2 separate regions of the Homo sapiens genome follow, and region 2 is linked to region 1. A link is a contact called in ENCODE Hi-C or POLR2A ChIA-PET data. All regions are on one chromosome and are shown on one strand. The core of a region is the stretch at or near the end of the contact, and the rest is flanking DNA. Distances in the headings are between cores, read along the strand shown. Region 1 overlaps NPHP4 (nephrocystin 4). Region 2 holds the start of HES3 (hes family bHLH transcription factor 3).

Evidence for each region. Hi-C counts contacts between places; a loop is a spot of excess contacts on that map. ChIA-PET counts read pairs that join two places held with the same protein, here RNA polymerase II (POLR2A). Pooled maps may share reads with other maps.
Region 2: a loop to region 1 is called in a pooled map, with 8 times the contacts of the local background. The contact joins the promoter of HES3 here to the enhancer-like site in region 1. A Hi-C loop is called at or near these places in 4 of 50 pooled maps. POLR2A ChIA-PET finds 5 or more read pairs at or near these places in 2 of 52 experiments (H1 and activated naive CD4-positive, alpha-beta T cell).

The regions. Positions count from the first base shown.
Region 1 is chr1:5,911,134-5,917,882 of GRCh38, forward strand. The region is part of intron 11 of NPHP4 (nephrocystin 4); the gene reads right to left. Among named protein-coding and RNA genes, the nearest start is that of MIR4689, 52 kb to the left of the region's middle. Within about 2 kb of position 3,943, at least 2 of the 41 ENCODE cell types and tissues checked have a DNase peak (open chromatin) inside an H3K27ac peak, as active enhancers do.
Region 2 is chr1:6,241,454-6,248,202 of GRCh38, forward strand. It overlaps HES3 (hes family bHLH transcription factor 3), which reads left to right and starts at 2,726. Exons shown (of 4, transcript NM_001024598.4): 1 at 2,726-2,788; 2 at 2,898-2,993; 3 at 3,095-3,176; 4 at 3,657-4,125. The coding sequence starts at 2,913. The coding sequence ends at 4,054. GPR153 (G protein-coupled receptor 153) reads right to left here. Exons shown (of 6, transcript NM_207370.4): 6 at 5,900-6,749. RefSeq lists an enhancer at 2,864-3,421 and silencers at 3,658-4,009, 3,853-4,012, 4,163-4,302, 4,423-4,722.

The DNA.
Region 1 (6,749 bases), core at 2,693-5,192:
ATCATCTCACTAAAAGCAAAATGCAGATGAGGATTCTGCAGGGGCCCAGCTGTCCTCAAAGCCGATGCCTCTCCCCAGATTCCCTGAGTGCCTCTTACAGTCCATTTCAGAGCTCCGTACGGCAAACCCCTGCCCACCTCCTCCCAGAAAAAGCCTGAAAGATGACACAGCAGAGTGGTAAGTGAAGCTCCACGCCGTTCCTCCGTAAATGGGAACTCGGAAAACTCCGCAGGCTGATTTTGATAATGAGGACAAATTGCCAGAAATGGCTCCATTATCTTCAGCAGAGACAGCGGGCACTCGGGGGCCAGCCCTCCGTGCCTGTGTGCGTCCTCTTGGGGAGGAAAAGCTGGATGAAAAGTTAAACCTTCCAAGCACATCTGAACTTCTCGCATGCATTTTATTTCCCCATCGTCTCAAATTTGCATACAGTGTGGAAAGTTTTTTCAAGTAACTCTTTATATCATGACTTATGCAATTTTTTCTTCCAAGAGAGTAAACCTACCTACAAGGCCATTTAAAAAGGCCATTAAAGGTGGCCATTTAAAAAGATACCTGGTGGGAAGCCCAGACCCCCAGGGCCCAAAACTCAGATCCAACCGGTGAAGCAGAGCAGGAAGAGACACACCAAGGCCACGAAATAACTCAGTTTCGAATCTCTTTGTTTTAATGTTCGATGTGGTTATGGGTTAAGGTGCTTCCCAAACTATACTCATAGTCCTGCCCAGAGGACAGCGCGGCCGCCAGGGAGCACCCGCTGTACTCCAGGCCCCAGGAGTCTTCCAAAAACCACGGTGGAGTCTGGGAAGCCTGACTTCCGCCACATAACAGGACTTGGCTGACAAGCACCTGGGCCAGCAACTGAACCGGGAGCAGCATGCGTGTGCACAGGACACAGGTAGGAGCAGCTGCGGTGAGCAGACAGACGAGCACAAGGCTGTCTGGGGCAGCGCTGCGACAACAGCAAAACATTAGACACAATCCTGGTGCTCCTGCAAATGGAAGCTACCTCAGCAGAACCCGGCAGATCCTGCGTGGGGCAGGGGAGCAATGGGATGGGAGGAGACCAGCCGGTGTGTGCAGAACTGGGAAGGCAGCCGCGGCAAGTTAAAAAGTGACGATAGGCCGGGCACGGTGGCTCACGCCTGTAATCCCAGCACTTTGGGAGGCCGAGGCGGGTGGATCACAAGGTCAGGAGATCGAGACCATCCTGGCTAACACGGTGAAACCCCATCTCTACTAAAAATACAAAAAATTAGCCGGGTATGGTGGTGGGCACCTGTAGTCCCAGCTACTCAGGAGGCTGAGGCAGGAGAATGGCGTGAACCCGGGAGGCGGAGCTTTCGGTGAGCCGAGATCGCGCCACTGCACTCCAGCCTGGGCAACACAGTGAGACTCCGTCTCAAAAAAAAAAAAAAAAAAGAAAAAAGAAAAAAGAAAAATGAAAGAAACCCACAGTGTATACGGGTGTGCTGGCAAACTCGTGGTAACCACACCCATGAGACATGCTAGGAAACGCGTATTCCTACATTGCCCATAAAACTTAAAGTAAATTAAATGTTAGTTTAACAGTCATTATAAGACACACCTGTAGGTCCCTGATGGAGCCTGAAGTAGTAACACAGTCAGCACAGAATGGAAAGCTGAGACCTCCACGGCAAGCAGCATGACCAGGTGCCTCTCCCAACACGGAGCCCCTCCGTTCTCACCCCTGCGGCAGAGGCCTGGGCTCCCTCACTGGGAGGGGAATCAGCGTCTGGCTGAGCCACCACAGGACCCTGGTTTCAGGGAAATAACCTGGCGTTAAGAAGAAGAGCACAGAGCCTGGCCAACGTGGTGAAGCCCCGTCTCTACTAAAAATACAAAAATTAGCCAGACATGGTGGCACGCGCCTGTAATCCTAGCTACTCGGGAGGCTGAGGCAGAAGAATTGCTTGAACCCAGGAGGCGGAGGTTGCAATGAGCAGAGATCGCGCCACTGCACTCCAACCTGGGCAAAAAGAGTGAGACTCCATCTCAAAAAAAAAAAAAAAAAAAAGCACAGAGACTCAGCTCTTCCACGGCTGCTCCAAGAAGCTCGTGGCCAGCGGGGCCCTGAGATGGGGTTGCCAGCACACACCTCTGGCCCAGAGCCAGATCTGAGAAGAGCAGGAAGAGACTAAGTCACTGGTTTCCCAGGACACCAGAACCAACTGTGATCCAGAAATGGTCCACATGGATTGCTAGAGACAAAGAAAAACTTAGACTTCCCACCACGGCAGGTTTCTCCACCTCTCTGAAGATTCCTTTTCCCTGACGCTCTATCACTCTCCAATCAGTCTCCACTTGCTGAAAACCACAGTCAACAAAATCTCAAATGTCTACTTTTCTGTCAATTTAGCTTCAAGAAACTCAAAAGCCCTGCACTCAACTACAGCACAGGCCTCAGGAGGCAAGGCAGGGCCTGCACTCTGATCCCAACCCCGGGAGGCCACGCATCCCACCTGGTCACTGCCAACGTCTTCACACTGCCTCTGCACTCGCCTGGAGGGGGCCCTGCAAGAGGATGCAACCCACACACATTCCACACGCAAGAGAGACAGGCATGCCCTCAAGCCCATGGCTCTCAGCACTGTGGGTGAGTTGAACTGCAGAAGTTGTACAGTGAACAAATAATGCTCAAATATACTCACAGGGACAATATTCCCCAGAATTCCTCCTTCCTCCACCCCGAAGGAGATCATTCTATACATAACGCAGAGAACAGAAAAGAACATTGTTACCCAGAGTAATAATACCACTAACATCACAGCCCAGAACAGAGGAAGGAGCTCTCCAGCCAACCCCATGGCCGCCAGGCACGCAGCTCCCCGCAAAGTAAGTACACTGGGCTTCGCTTCTTCATCACGCACGCGGGCCAGGACATGAACAGGGATAGGGCTGGGGCAGGAGGCGGCCTCCCCACCAACAACCCTCTCTCACTTCCAGCGTCACCTCACCAGACAGATTAAAAGTACTGACTACCAGCTGGACATGGTAGCTCATGCCTATAATCCCAGCACTTTGGGAGGCCAAGGCAGGAGGACTGTTTTGAGTCCAGAAGTTCGAGATTAGCCTGGGCAACATGGCAAAATCTTATCTATACAAAAAAAAAAAAAAAAAAAAAAAAAAAAAGGCCTGGTGTGGTGGCATGCACCTGTGGTCCCAGCTACATGGGAGGCAGAAGTGGGAAGATCACTTGGGCCTGGAAGGTGGAAGCCACAGTGAGCCGTGACTACGCCATTGCACTCCAGCCTGGACAACAGAGTGAGATCTTCTCTCAAAAAAATAAAAAGTACTGACTACACAAGGGAGTCCCGGCACTGCCAGGCTGCGGTGTCCATGTCCTGACCTAGGGTTTCACTGAGCAGCTATCTGTCGCCTCAAGCCACATAACTTTTCAATATGCATGCGCATTGCCAATTAAAAAGTGAAAATAGAAGCAAGGGGAAAGGAAGGACATGTTTTCACCACCTTTACTTTCCCACGTCCATAGATTCATTTTCCAACAAACATTTTATCAGATGCCTGCGCTATGACAGGACCACAGAAAGAAATGAAGATAAGGAAACAGCTCAGTGGAGGACGGGGCTGTGGTCTTCATTGAGATGTCTTCCTAGGCTGAAGGGAGCAGGGGCCTCTCAACATCAGGACACATGCATGGAGGCCAACGTGTCCTTTCTGGAAATGTGAACGGGGTCGTGAATGCGGTCCCCACAGCACCAGTCCCCTGTGGCCCGACTGCCCCAGCAGGTGCCAGGTAGACCTCCCCCCCGCACCCTGAAACGCACCTGTCCTCCTGGGCCTAGCTGTGCTGCCAGCCTGCCACTGAGCAAACAGGGGTCAGCAGAGGGCTGGATGAGGGGTCCTAACAGAGGAAAATGCTCATTTCGCTGAGCAACTGCCCAGCTGAGCAAAGCTGCCTGCATTTACCTATGGGGTCAGCAATTCCGTGGGAGAGAGAAGTCCTGAGGGAGGAGGGAGAGGGGGCAGCACGCAGAGGCTGTTGCTTAGCAACTCATGGCAGCTGGTGGAAGGCAGGGACGGGCCAGGCCTTGGGCCTTGGGCCTTGGGCCTTGGGGGTAGACTGTGGCCCTGTTACAAACAGGGGTAAACAGATGGCCCCAAAAGGCAGGGGAAAGGAAGGACCATCGCTAGTAAAGATGCAGTCTCTGGGGTTTGAAGAAGGGTTGCAAAAAGTAGCTTCCTTTCATCAGGCCGTGAAAATAAAGGATGAGTCAGTATCTAGTGGTACTCTAGACACTAAGAATTCACATGGCAAACCCACTTGAAAGGCCTTTATTCCTAACTATTTGTAGGTAAAAAGTCATTGTTCCTAAGAGTTTGAAAACAGGAATGGGAAAATGAACAAAACCTAAGCAGAGATCAAGGGGCAACTGGATGATGAGTGAGCACAGGACTCTGTGCTGCAGGAGTCCAGATCCCAGGCAGCCCAGGACTGCAGGAGTCCAGATCGCAGGCAGCCCAGAACAGGAGCTGGTTCAGCAGGCCCAAGCCGAGTGGGGAGTTCCGTGACTTGCCAGAGCCCTGAGCTGGGGTCACCTCCAGGGTCAGTTTCAGAAGTGTCACCTCCCTTGTCAAAGCCTTGCTCTGACCCACTGTCCCACTAATTCTCCAGCAAAATGCACCCTTACCACCTGCACACGAACTTCCATTCCGTGGTTGGAGGGTGGCCAAAAAGCTGCTCCATGGCCTTAGACTCTCCCCCACCACCATGTGATTGACTGAACCACCCTCACCCAGGACAAGGGAGCTGCTGTCTGTCGGAGAGGATGTTCCAGACCAGCTAGCAGCACAGCAGGCACCACGGGGCAGGAATCTAACTCCACGTGTCCTGGGAAACACCACAATTACATGTTTGCAATGACCCCTTCTACATGGCTGTTTTCAAATCTATTAAGCAAACAAACCAAAATTCTGACACCACCAGAGGAACATTCAAAAGCAAAATATAGGTCAGGGAAATTCCAAGTTACAAAAAAATAAAGACTGAGTGCCCTCTAGCGGCTCAATGCACACTCTTCTGTGGTAAGTGATGAATGAAACTTTGCTCCCTTGCAATGTTACAGAGAAAATAAAAAGGATTATTCATAACCGAGAGCCAAAGTACCTCACTTAAAGTGACAGCCGCATATCATTAAGATCTCCAAAGGAACCATATAAGTTGGTGAAATACTGAAGTATGAAAAGTTTCCATCATAAGTTAAACACTAGTGGGTATTTAAAAGTCTCTTACATTGGGTTTTGAGAGGCAATGTCTTCCAATGCTTGGAACCTGGGCTGAAGGTAATCATTTAATGTGACATGAATGCAGCCATAAATCCAAATTAAATAAACTCAGTGAAATCAGGGTCCATCCATGTAGATTTGCTGGTCCCCAAACAGTGACTGAGAAGTAGATTATGCTGCTACAGCTCATTTGCACCACCGTTCAACTCCTGGTCCTTCCAGTAACCAAGGCACACTCCTCTCTGCCAAGGATATGACAGTAAATCTTCTGGTGAGGAACTCAAAGCATGGTTCCCCACAGCTCTGCATCTTAAGAAGTCAAGCTAGGCCGGGTGCAGTGGCTCATGCCTGTAATCCCAGCATTCTGGGGCCAAGGTGGGCGGATCACCTGAGGTCAGGAGTTCAAGAGCAGCCTGGCCAACATGGCGAAACCCCATCTCTACTAAAAGCACAGCAGGCTTCTAGAAGGAGGACAGGCTGCTTCTTACCTGTCTTCGTCCTTCTCAAACAAAAGAAAGAGTCACAGGAACTACTCAAGTCTATGCATTCACTGACGGCAAAATGCAAGAATAGCTGGGCAAAGCTGGAATGCAAGAGTGCAGCCAAAGCGGCAGTGGCAGGGAAAGACCCTGGACTGGGATCGGGAGACCAGGAGCCCCAACCCAGAGGCAGCCACTATCTGTCAACTTCACCGACCCTGAATCCGTACTCTCTTCTGGTGGTTTTCCTTTAGGGAATCACCCTCCCAGCCCTTAACCATACAGTCAGGGGTGGCCCCAACCCCCACACCAAGAAGGGTGTGTGACCAAGGCCAACTGTCCCCACCCCCATCCCCATCAGGTGTTACACAGTAAAGACAGGAGGACTCCCACTGGAACAACTGAGTCAATCAGGGCCTTTCTGTTGGGATTCCTAAGCCCAGGATTACCTGGGAGCTCCTGGGCTCACCATGTGGAGAAACTCTACCCGGAAAGAAGCCAACACTGAAGAAAGGAGAGCTTAAAGGGGAGGGGAGGGGGTAGGGGCATGAGGGAGAGAGACGAACAGATGGAGTCTTAATGGCATCCTTTGAGTGCCGGGATCCAGCCATGCCTAACATCAGCTCTACCTCTAGGCTTTTCTGACACATGAGCCAATACATTCTCTCTTGTTGAAGCTATTTTGAGTCAGGTTTCTATCCCTTGTATACAAAAGGGTTTTGATTAATTCATTCACTCTACAAATATGTACTGAATGTTTTACTGTGGGCCAGGACTCATCAGGCAATGTACAGATGAATGAAACAGTCCCCACCGTGAGCTGCTTCAATGATAAGACTCTTCAGTGTGGAGCAAATAAATGCACCAACTATCTGCACCTCTTTACCTTCCAGGCATACGATGAGTCAGTCCCCAGTCCCCTTGTGACTTGGGAGGCCACGTGGCTACTTCTAACCCGGGAGGGGGAGAAGTGACGTGTGCCATTTCTGGGCCAGAGCCGTA
Region 2 (6,749 bases), core at 1,476-3,975, 330 kb after region 1:
TCTTTCCCAATGACCTTGTCAGATGCAAAGCACAATGACTTTAACTTAGTAGGGGAAGTGGCTGCCCAGAGATAGGAGCAAGAAGTGAGGGTAAAGTGGCGATGGTGGGGAGAAACTCGGCTCAGAGCTCGGGAAAGGGGAGGGTGGAAATCGCACCAAGATCTCTCCCCACCTTGATCCTGCGCGACCCTCGGCCAGTGTAAGGCGAGTAGCGGGCCAAGGAGGCTGTTTGTGATGGAGGAGCCACGGGTGGGGGCGTCAGAAAGTAGGGGGATCATTCCAGGTGGGGAGACCACTGACCGAAAACGGGCCACAGGACAGGGGGCGCGGCGGGCAGTGTCGGGGTTGGGGTCGGGGGGCAACGGAGGCGGAAGTCCATTCAGTGGACCAGGGCGGAGCGACGCCTGAGAATTCCGCCCAGGCCTTGAGGCGGGCCTCGCCTCCCGCAGCCAAAGCAGAACATTGCGAATTAGAGCATTTTGCGGTCAATTTTCCACTGCTTAAGAAACACTAAGCTATCCACGTGAGCGTCCCCCCGCCCCCGGCCCGATGCGCCTGGAATCCCAGGGGACGGGCTTGGGAGGGGTGGTGGCCCTGGGAACGGCGGGTGTCGGGGTTCGGGCGGGGGCAGCCTCGTGGCCCCTTTATGGCGGCCCGGACTCAGGAGAGGGGGCGGGCCCGGCACCCAGCGGCGGGCCGCGAGAGCTGCGCGGAGGGCCATTGGTTTGCTAATGCCCTCGAGTTGAAAGGCGCGGGCGGCGGTTTATAGGGAAGGATTGTAATTAGAGGACAAATTGCCCCGCTGCCCCGCAGCTCGAGAACGCGGGGAGGGGGAGGCCCGCCGGGGCGCGACGCGCGCCAGGCCTCTGTGCAGATGTGCAGCAGCTGGAAGTCCGCGCCTGGCGGGGCGCCCGGAGTTTGGCCCCGAGGGGGCGGGGGCGGGCGCGGGCGCCGCTTTGTGGGGCCCGCACAATGCCCTTAACACTCGGCTGCCCCTTTTGTGCCCGGCCGCGCCGCCCGCCCGCCCCGCGGTGCCTTTATACCGCGCCGCCACCGCCCCAAGCTCGGAGCGAGTCGCATGGAGGACGCCCCGGCCCGGCCGGTCCTGGCGCTTCAAAGCTGCCCGGCGCGTGCCAGCGCCCGCCGCCTGGTCTCGGCCCCCGCCGCCCTCCCAGGCCCGGGTCGGCCCGGATCTGGCCCGCGGGCCCTGCGGTCCGGGCTGGACAGAGCCCCAGAGCTGCTGTTGCCGCTGCCTCGGCCTGAAAGGGGGAGGGCGTGGCGCGATTCTCCACGCTGCTTGGCGCCTGGGAACGCCGCTATCCTGGGAAGGGTAGGCGGGGGCGGGCTGGGGGGAGATGCCCTGGCTTGATAGAGCTGGGGGGCGCACCCCACCCTGAGTCCCTACACAGAAGCCGGTTTGTTCATTCCTCTGCCACAGGGCTCAGCTGCAGAATTTTTGCGACTTCCCTGTCACCCTCAGAAGCAATGGGGGCTGCATTGTTCAGAATATAATTTTACAAGCCCCAAAAACTAAAGCCATGAGGGCCCATGGGAGGTGTCTAGGTTTGAACCCAGGGACTTCCTGGAGGTCAGCCTTCCTGTCCATCACAGCAGCTACAGTTCAGCCTCCTGGAGTCCAACCAGGGGGATGGCCCCAGAGCCTTGCTGTAGGCCTAGCCCATCCTGGGGCAAGTGCTCCAGGCGCCTCCTCCACTGGGTCCGCCGTAGTCTGAATCATAGATTGGGGTGCGGGCCCTGGATCTCTCGAAGTGTGGCCTGGAGCTCTTCCCAGAATGTCAGTGGTCTCCTGCCACCACCACCTGTGCGTGGAGCTGAGAGCAGGCTCATGGGAGTAGACTTCTAGTGCTTCTCCATGGGGACAGGGTCTACCACCAAAGCCACCCAGCCTGGAAGCCCAGGGCTGTAAGGAAGGGAGAGGCAGCCGTGTTCACCCCACCTGCCTCCTGTGGGAAGTCCGCGTTGGATCCTAGCAGTGTCAGAGAACACAGGACCCAGGCTGCACCCTCACCAGGACCCCTCCCAATCCCAAGGCCCCAGCAAGGATGAGGCTGGCTGTGGCCCCGCGGGTGGGCTGCATGCTTTAATGGGACACAGGCTGCTGCATGGCCCCCGCGGGCTCAGCTTGTGCCTGGCTTTGAGCAGCCACAGGCAGAAAATTGCTGCATTGTCCCGACATTAGGGCAACTAATGCGGCGTTGCGGGTATAACCAGAGCATGAAGTGCATAAAGAGGCGTCGCCTTGGCATCTTCATCAGTCCCGAGGGAGCCCAGAGCCCTGTCATAGTCAGTGAGGCAGCCTGTGGCCAGCTGGCCCATGTACCTCCCCAGTAGGTGACCCCTGGAATGCTTGCACTCCAGGGTATCAAGGACTTGGCAAGTGGGACTGGAGAACTTACGGGGATTGGGACAGGATGGGCATGGAGGGGGTGGGCATGGCAGGGGTCCTCAGACTGGGGAAGTGGTGGAGGCCAGAGAGATAAGGAAAAGACAGATAAAGGGGAGGGGGGGGTCCCTCGGGAGACAGGGGGGGTCCTGAAGGTGAGAGGAAGCCTAGGCTATGGGAGGGGGCTGAGGGAAGGAGGTGGGGAGCTTCCCAGTGCGTCCTCCCTCGGTCCCCTCCTCCTCAAGGTTTCTAGAGTCCAGAGGGCCTCATTGACATGTAAACGAGGGTCCCTATAAAGGCGGCGCTGCCTCGCACTGGTGCATGGACTGCAACATGGGCACGGAGCCTGCTGCCCGGGGCAGCCTCCCCGGCAACTTCCGAAAGGTCTGGGGTCTTGAGGGACTAGGGGCAGGCACCCTTCCCCGGGAGGTGTGGGGGGGTGCCGAGGGCAGGAGGGTGGCAGTCCTGCACTCTAAAGGCTGTTCATCTGCAGATTTCCAAGCCGCTGATGGAGAAAAAGCGCCGGGCACGCATCAATGTGTCACTGGAGCAGCTCAAGTCGCTGCTGGAGAAACACTACTCGCACCAGGTGAGACTCAGGCGGGGTGGGGGTGGGTGGGTGATACGATCCCAACCTCCCTCTCTCCACCTCGGGAGGCCGGTCTAATAGACCTTTCCATGGTCGGGTAGATCCGGAAGCGCAAATTGGAGAAGGCCGACATCCTGGAGTTGAGCGTGAAGTACATGAGAAGCCTTCAGAACTCCTTGCAAGGTATAGGGGAGGGCTGGAGGGAGGAGGGGGAGGCTTGTGGGATCAGAGCCAGGGATGCACAAGGCCAAATAAAGAGGGATACCTCAAGGACCGCTTGACCCCGGGCTTTTGAGACCAGCCTGGGCAACATGGCAAGACAGCAAATATAAAGAGGACAACTCGGAGGCAGGTGCAGTTGGTGAGGAGGGGGCCCCAGCTCGCTAGGGGGCGAGGGAGGAGCAGTAAAGCCCGGGCTGGCTGTGCGATTGCAATCTGGGTGGTAGGTCTGGACCCCGGGGGAGACGTTCGGGTCGTCTGACCTCCGCCCTCCTCTTCCCTTCCTCAACACGCTTCCTCCCTCCTTTCCCCTCCACCTCCACTCCCCTCTCCTCCCTCCCTTCCTCCCCTCCCCTCCCTCCCCCTTCCCCTCCTCTCCCTCCCCCTCCCCTTCCCCTTCCCTCTCTTCCCCTCCCTGTTTCTCGCGTCCGCTCTTCCCCACAGGGCTCTGGCCTGTGCCCAGGGGAGCCGAGCAACCGTCGGGCTTCCGCAGCTGCCTGCCCGGCGTGAGCCAGCTCCTTCGGCGCGGAGATGAGGTCGGCAGCGGCCTGCGCTGCCCCCTGGTGCCCGAGAGCGCCGCCGGCAGCACCATGGACAGCGCCGGGTTGGGCCAGGAGGCGCCCGCGCTGTTCCGCCCTTGCACCCCTGCCGTCTGGGCTCCTGCTCCGGCCGCCGGCGGCCCGCGGTCCCCACCACCCCTGCTCCTCCTCCCCGAAAGTCTCCCTGGCTCGTCCGCCAGCGTCCCCCCGCCGCAGCCAGCGTCGAGTCGCTGCGCCGAGAGTCCCGGGCTGGGCCTGCGCGTGTGGCGGCCCTGGGGAAGCCCCGGGGATGACCTGAACTGAAGGCGCTCCCTATTTGGTCTCGCGACACAGGGACTATTTTCAGCACGCCCACAGTGACTGCCAGGACCCCCCAGTCGTCCGTTCTGGTCGTGGGGCGGGGGTGGCTTGGAGAGGGCCGCGCACCCCGCAAGCGCAGGGAAATACCCCCAGCCCTGCCGGACTGGGTCTGCGCGTCTGGGCATAATCCACCCCCACTCTAGCTCCACCTACACACGCCGGACCGCTCGCTCTCCGCCCATCCTCCGGAGGGGCTGGGAGGGGGTGTCCTGGGCTGCGCCCCTTTCCCAGGGACCCCTGGCGGGCAACCCGCCCGCCCCCACCCCCGCCCGGTTGCCGCGCAGCGGTGGGAATGTCGCAGTTGGCAACAGCGCAGAGCTGACCCCTCGCAGCGAGGAGAATCGCTGCCCCGCCCCGGACCATTCAGCGGACCGCGGGCGCCCGGTTCCCACCGGCACAAAGCGCGCCTGGCCCCGCCCCGCCGGCAAGGGGCCCCCAGCCTCCCCCAACCCGGGATCCTCTTGACTTCCAAGGACCTCCTTCGCAAGCGGTGCTGCCCACCGGGCTGGCGCATTCCCCGAGGCCCACCCTTCTCAGAAGCCCCGCCCCTAAGATGCACCGCCCCAACCGGACGCCCCGCCCACGCGGTTCCTGGAAGGGACCCATTGCTTGGTGGCACCAGCTTGAAGGCTGCAAAAGTGAACCCGGTGCCTCTCGTGGGAGAGGGGAACGCCTTCCGCTCGACAAAGACCCTGGCCCACATTCCAAGCCCGGACCCCGTAGACCCCGCAGCTCCAGATCCCTAGGGCTGCCGGAGAATCCAATCCCTGGACGGCTCTCGGAGCGCGCTGCGCCACTTTATTGGTCCATAATGAGGTCACTGCTGCGCACGGACTTCGGTGGTGGGAGGCTCTCAAGTCAGATTTTCTTCCCCTGGGCTTCTGGCCCAGGAGTCCGGGCCAGCGAGGGGCAGCTTGGGTTGTGGGGTCAGAGATCCTGGCACCCTCTCCCGACACCTTGTAATTCAGAATAAAGCCAGCGCGAATCTGCGAAGTCGGTATCAAGAGGACACCAGAGGTCTAATGTCTCCCACCCCTGCGATGCCTAGTTAGGTGCATCTTTTGTAACCACAAATACCAACTTTCTACAGAAGCTCTTCTCTTTTTGGGCGGCCCTGACCTGCAGGGCACTAAACCCGTCCTGGTCCAAACGCGTGGAGAAGGACCCACGGTCCTTCAAAAACCCAGCTCCACTGTCGCACCTAATGGGCTCGCTGGAGCTGGGGCGAGGGTGGGAGTCCCGGCTGTCGCCGTCCAGGGTGGCCTCTCCGGTCTGCTTCCCGCGGTGTGGGGTGGGGTAGAGGCCAGGACAAATCCCTCTGCAGTCCACCAGGTGGCGGTGTTGCACTGCAGACCCAAAGGTCCTTCCTCCAAACTCCAGGGCGGGCGCGCGGGGGGACAGGGGCTCGACAAGTCCCAAGCAGCTTAGGCCCAGCTCCTATTGCCCTGCCCTGTTCTGTCTCTTCAGTCAAGCTCACGGTGACTAGCAGCCCCAGGTGCCAACCCTGGGGCAGGGGTTGCCACCTGGGCTAATAGGGCCTTTCCTCCACTGGTGGGCTGTGGAGCCCACCCCACTGCTTCATCCTGTTGCTACTCCAGGACCATCTCACTCCTCACTCGCTGGTGGGACCTGAGCATTTGTCTGAAGACAGAGAGCAAGTCCAACCCCCCAAAAATGTCACACTACCAGAAGAACTCAGGTTCCAGAGGAAGACATTAAGGGCAGCTGGCCAGCCCTGCTGTGGGGTTGTAGAAGGGTTTTCTACGAAACCAGCCTTGGAATGCCAGGTGCAAATCATAAGGAAGTTTTTATTGGGTCCTGTACAGAAGAGAAATGCTCCGTTGTCAAAAAACTACAAAGGGATCCCTGGCTCTGGGTGTGCTATGAAGACAACTCCCTCCCCAGTGAGCCCAGGGAACAGGCTGGATGCTGGACAAAGTTTGGGAGGGAGCTCCAGGCCCAGGGTCCTCCACTTGGGGTCTCCCCCTTTATGTTTGTAAAAACCGCAGGATTGGAGTATTTAGAGGACTCTGTCCCCCTGCAAGTATTGCCGTTGGATATGAAACACACAGAGCAAAACCCCAAGGTGACAAATGAGTGAAAACCTAAGGTGACAAGTGGACAGACGCCCCCCAGATGGAGGAGACACTGGCTAGCTGGCGACCTCTGCCCCTACGTAACTTGTCAGTCCTTGAAGGCACAGCAGCATTGGCCAGAGATGGCCCCTCCCGCGGCCAGGGCTGGATTGCAGTTCCCTGCCTTGCTCACCTGTGGCCACAGCTCATACCCCCAGTTACCCCACAGCCAGGGACTGGAGGGGCCTCTGAAGCACAGACAGGCTTAGGCAGCCTCCCACCCCCACCCCAGCAGCTTCTTCTGGGAGTGGGACCCTATCTGAAGGATGAAGAGATGGGCTTGGCCACCTGAGGGCCAGAAGGAACTGGGCACAGGCAGGCTCTATGCTCACCTTGGAATTACCCCAGGTCTTCATATTGTGGGGCCACTGTGTAGGGGTAGGGGTCTGGAGGAGACAGCCTTCTCATCTACCCTATTTCACTAGCTCAAGGTTATAGCTGTTCCTGGTTCTCCTTAGCCTGGGAAGACCCAGGGCCCATGGCAATGCCCAGGCCTGTAAGGG